2 separate regions of the Homo sapiens genome follow, and region 1 is linked to region 2. Evidence: chromatin loops called from intact Hi-C (ENCODE). Cell type or tissue: PC-9. All regions are shown on one strand. Each heading gives the region's core, and the rest is flanking DNA. Links, peaks and the distances in the headings are about the cores only. Region 1 overlaps TRIM24 (tripartite motif containing 24). Region 2 has its middle 24 kb from the start of CREB3L2.

Region 1 (2,828 bases), core at 3-2,502, 480 kb after region 2:
TAGAGACGGGGTTTCCCCATATTGACCAGGCTGGTCTTGAACTCCTGACCTCAAGTGATCTGCCCACCTTGGCTTCCCAAATTGCTAGGATTACAGGTGTGAGCCACCACACCCGGCCTTCAGCTTCATTATAATTTTATGATACCACTGACATATATGCGATCCATTGTTGGCTAAAAAAATGTTAGGCAGTGGCCAGGCGTGGTGGGTCACGCCTGTAATCCCAGCACTTTGGGAGGCTGAGGTGGACAGATCACGAGGTCAGGAGATCAAGACCATCCTGGCTAACATGTTGAAAACCCATCTCTACTAAAAATACAAAAAATTAGCCGGCTGTGGTGGCACGTTGCCTGTAGTCCCAGCTACTTGGGAGGCTGAGGCAGGAGAATCACTTGAACCAGGGAGGCAGAGGTTGCAGTGAGCTGAGATCATGTCACTACACTCCAGCCTGGGAGACAGGGCAAGACTCCGTCTCAAAAAAAAAAACCAGTAGCAACAACAACAAAAAACCGTCATGCAGCTCATGATTGTATTTACTGTGTAATATGTAGTGCTTTGTTTTTCTAGTACTGAAAAAAAAGGTACATCTGGGGCTTGGGAATGAAGTTCTGGTAGAGATGTAAATTTAGGATTTACTAACATTTGGTTTCAATTTGTTCCTTATTAGGTAGAGGTATATCCATGACTCAGAATTTATTTGTAGCCTTAGAGGTCATACTTTGAGGGAGTCAATATAGATGAGATTGTGCTGGTCCTCATCTACCTGATTCAGAAAGAGCCAGCTATTGTCATCTGATTTTAGCTGGACGGTACAGGGCTTACTGCCCAGGTTTACCAGGTACCAGCCTAGGCTAGACCTGTTCTGTGCATTTACTCATGTGAAATTGTTACAACAATCCTGCCTCAGAGTTGTTCTAATGGAAGTGGAATATTGAGCACACTAACTAGAACACAGCAAGTTCTCAATAGGTTAAGTATCATGATGATTATCATGTATTACTCTTTTATAGAAGATGAAAAAGAGGCTCAAAAAGATTGATTAGGAGTTACAGAGCAATCAATGAAGAGGGCTAATCTAGGTCTTGAACAGTTTTAAAGTCCATGCTATATCTCCATTTAAATACTTACATTGTAGAGTGTGCACATGACATGTCATTAGTGGTTATGTGACCACGGGCCAGTCGTAGCACCCAGTTTCCTCATCTGTAAATTGGGGGTAACACTTAATGTTTTATAAAGAATGTCTAGAGTTCTTAGCTGTGTGAAGCTGGAGGCATAATGAAAATTACGTTTACTCCATCTTCTCTGAAATGCATTGTGACATCTTTCCAGATTTTAAGTATTAATTCTTTGCCAGTACTGTGTGTTTAGATAGATCTTCCATCTTGAGGCTTGTCTTCTCATTTTGTTCATGGTAATATTTTCACTAGCTGTAGTTCTGTAACAAAGGTGAATATATTAATCTTTCCCTTATAGCTCTTGCTTTTTGTTTCTTGCTTAAAAATTTATTCCAATAAATTTGTATTCCAAGATCACAAAGATATTCTCTTACATTTTCTTGTGAAAGTTTTATAGTTGTTAATCTACTTAAAGTAGTTTTTTTTTTAGATCAGATGAAGTAGGGATCTAATTTCATTCCCCACCCCCAATAGTTGTTGCAGCAACATGAAAAGTTCATCCCTTTTCCCACTGATTTCTAGTGAACATCTGATATATATAAAGTGTGCATTTATGTAAGCCTTAAAAAAATCACACCATTTTAATTGTTACAGCTTTATAGTAGGTTTTATTAGTTGGGAGGCGTGTCCCCTCAGCTTGTGAAAATTCTATGGAAATTTCTGTTGGGATTGTTAATAGAGGTGCTTTGAATCTATAGATATGTTTGTGGGAGCATTGGTATCTTTACCATCATGAACATGCTTTCTTCATGATTTAGATATTTTAAAATATTTTAAAATATAGCTTAATATTTTCCTGCACAATGACCTTCACAATCTTTTAAAATTTATTTCTAAGTACTTAATATATTTTTGTTGCTATTGTAAAAAAATTTTTTTTTCATTAAATGTTTGTTTGTTGTTTGTTTATACATATGAAATTGGCCTTTGGATTACTTTGTATTTGTTCTTATGCATTTCATTAAAAAATATATCTGGGAACCTTATTGCAGTCTTCCATAGTTTAAATTATATGGCATCAAGTTTATATTAGAGTTTTTTTTTTTTTTTAATACTTTAAGTTTTAGGGTACATGTGCACAACGTGCAGGTTTGTTACATATGTATACATGTGCCATGTTGGTGTGCTGCACCCGTTAACTGGTCATTTATATTAGAGTTTTAACTTGTTTGTTATTTTTATTTATTGTTTTTACCAAGCACTACGAAAGACCATTCTTTTTTGTTCAAAGGAATACTATTTGCATTTGTTAAAAGGAAATGGTGTTTTACACTCTGTGGAGATTTTAAACAAAAGGAGCATGTCTGTGTTCTACTTCCAGAAATCCTAATTTTGCAGATCTAGAGAAAACCTGAGCTCCTTGTTCTTTTGAAAATCTCCCATATGGTTCTGTACGTTTCTGTTGGAAAACCACTGCTAGAGAAGTTGCTAAACAGTAAAAGCATTTAGCCCATGATGATGTGGGGGAAGGGAGGCATTTCATTTAAAATTATGAAAAATTTATTTATCATTTAATATTTCATGTGTGATGTATAGATAAAATTAGTATATTTACATAGACAATTGTTTTTAAGTGACAGCAGGTATGAATTTAAAAAGAATGGACATTGAAAAAGAACAAAGTCACAGTTTGAGATGTATTGGTTAAGT
Region 2 (2,828 bases), core at 74-2,573:
GCTAAAAATGAAAGAACAGGAAGAAGCATTGGTTAAAATAGAAAATCTAACCAAAGCCAATCACCAGGTACTAAAAAAGAGAGTAACATGAAAATGTCCAGGGTGTTACTTGAATGTTTTCATAAGATAGGAATATATCTTCATCCTGAGAAGGAGGGATATCATTGGCTAAATAAATGACATATAGTGACCTGGGATTCTATTTTGTAATAGTAAGTGTTTAAACCTTTGATATTTGACAAACTTTCCAAAGTCAACTTCTAAATTAAGCTTTTTCTTTGATCTGGCTAACTCTTTTAGATATTAGGTACCCTAAAGTCCAAAAGAGACATATTTGGCTTATTTGGCATACTAAAACCATACAAAAAATATTGCCAAATATAAAATGGTGTTTAAACTTTCTTTGGGTCATATTCATATAAATATATTATTAGCATGTGTTCCAAAATTGTATAGGATTCCCATAATTCTGATATGTCCTATAATTCTGATATGTCTATATATTATCAGTAACAATTATAATTGTTATGTTAAATTGTTTTGTGCCATAAGGTGATCAGACTTTAACCACAGCTGTTCTGAGACTTTAGCCCCTCACTCGGCCTGGGCAGCCCCTCCCCTGACCCTGCCACGAGCAACCCCCTTGCTCCAGTACTCTTCAGGCCCCGGTGGCCTGGTGTTCATTTTGCAGGCCTGAGTGGCGGTGAGCAGAGTTATTTGTTAGGCTAGGGGAGAGAGGTGGCAATCCCCAAAGGAAAGGGAGCCTCAAACCCCTCTGTATGCAGTTGCCAATTGTTATTTCACTCTGATTCTTTTCATAGGCAGTTTTATAATCAGCTATAGGACTCTGAGAGTTGCCCTGGAATTTAAGTTTCTGATAACTTTGAAAATTGTGACATTAGAATAGAGGGAAAAACTTCCAAGACTGCCATAGAGAGTTAATGTGTTCATAAATGTCAAGCAGGACAGGAGTTAATTACATAGACTGAACTAATGGAAGACCAAAATAGTCTTTTTACAACTTTTTGTTTGAAACATTGCTAATTCTTTTGTTTCACAGAGTTCAGAAAACCTTTTGTCTTTTGTACTGTTTGCAGCTTTTAGCAACTGGGTAAATTACATTCTTGAGAGTAAAATTTAGAGCGTATTTCTTTCTGTCTACCTGGTTTCCTCAGAATTTGAAAACTATTTGTAAGTGTACTTAATTTATGGCAGTATAGTTGTTTGCACAAGTTCAATAAGAATCTTTTTTCTTTTGTAACAAGACACCATTGGAGACCCTGGTGATTTTACCAAGGCTTTGACTAGAGTGGCATACTTTCAGGTATAAACAGACTGCTTTAAGTAATCACAGTTGACTTATAGAGCCAATAAAAGCCCCTTGGGAAAACTGGCCTCATACCTTGTCTACACAGTCCTTGTATAGAGTTCCTCACCTGTGGTAAGTAAAGAATGTCACCTGACAGGTCCAGGAGCCCCAAATTACCTTGGGGCCTTAAGGAGAGGAATTCCCCCAACTCATATAAGTATTTGCAGGTACAGATAAATCCATGACTGGGCTCAAGTCTTTAAAAATCTAATCTGAGATTCCTTATGGAATAAAGGAATCAAACACTACCAGCAAAGTCAATTTTAGAAAGAGTCTATGTGGCAAGTAATAATTCTTGCTATACTTTATGCAAATATTCAGGCCACAGATGATAAGACTGAAATTTATTATGCAAATAAATTGGTTCTACAATGACTTGTCTTTAGTAAAAATAACTAGAGAGAAAAAAATATGTTTTAGAAAAAAAACATAGCACACCTGTTGTTAGAGTCTAGTTGTGTTCACTGTTTGTTTGTGAGTTTTTATTTTCTGCAATTTGGACTGAATCCTGAATTCCATCCAGGCTTCAAGTCCCAAATTATTGCTTGAAAATTTTTCTGACTTGGAATCAATGAAATTACTACTACATTATTCCTTGTAATATAGATGAGAAAGACATGTCAGACTACCACAGCCTTCCTCTTCTGTAACTAAAGATGCTTTGAGTCTAACATCTGAATAAATTGTGCTCAGTGTTAACCTTTGTTTTTCTTCTGTCTCCATAGAAATGACTCTTATTAATAATCTGTTTGCCTTTATCACATGTAGAGGCCTAGCCCACCTGCAATGCCACCTCCTGGATGGGACACAGATATTTAACTAAACTGATCCATTCTCAAGAACTAGACAGTGCTTATGACAATGTTCATGAGTATTCATAGCTCTTCCTGTAACCTGTTAAATACATATTTAGCCAACCTGTCATTATATCCAGTTATGATGGGCAGTGGACAACCTGTATGATAATTAAGACTAACTGCTGTGTATACATCCCAGTAAATTTGGGAAATGTCTCAGATAGCCCTGCAAGATACATACCAACAAATCAAAGCTTTGTCTGACTCCACATTGTCACTAGACCAGTGATTACTGTCCTGACTCAGGTCAGTACCATCCTGGTAGCAAAAGCTGGCTGTAACATTCGCCCTGATTTCAAGGATAGGCATATCCCTCTGTTGTGGAGTTTACTGCTGCTGCACCCTCCATATGGGAATGCGAGACGGGCTTTCCCCAGAGACTTTCCGGAACTTGCACCATAATGGTCCAACGAATATCATCTGTAAAGTCCAGGTATTCATGAATATTTCCAAATCCAAACAGATCAATTCCATACCAATACCCAATAACTACACTGTCTTTCAGCAGGAAGTAGCCAGAATAAATACAGTACCCCAATTTCACAGAGATGGAAGGGAACTTGGTAGTGGGGAATTGTAACCAAGTACTCCCATTTTCCTAA

Evidence for each region. Peaks named below come from ENCODE experiments on the same cell type or tissue, not always from the same donor. Only the 100,000 strongest peaks of a DNase experiment are listed, where the experiment ranks them.
Region 1: a loop joins it to region 2, with 7 times the contacts of the local background. A loop is called at or near these places in 1 of 110 quality-filtered maps.

What each region holds. Positions count from the first base shown.
Region 1 is chr7:138,501,413-138,504,240 of GRCh38, forward strand. The region is part of intron 1 of TRIM24 (tripartite motif containing 24); the gene reads left to right. Among named protein-coding and RNA genes, the nearest start is that of TRIM24, 43 kb to the left of the region's middle. In PC-9, for the core only: no CTCF peak of the experiment used is centred there; no DNase peak of the experiment used is centred there.
Region 2 is chr7:138,024,283-138,027,110 of GRCh38, forward strand. It overlaps the pseudogene LOC100128052. Among named protein-coding and RNA genes, the nearest start is that of CREB3L2, 24 kb to the left of the region's middle. In PC-9, for the core only: no CTCF peak of the experiment used is centred there; a DNase peak (open chromatin) is centred at 1,439; H3K27ac peaks cover 1,186 bases.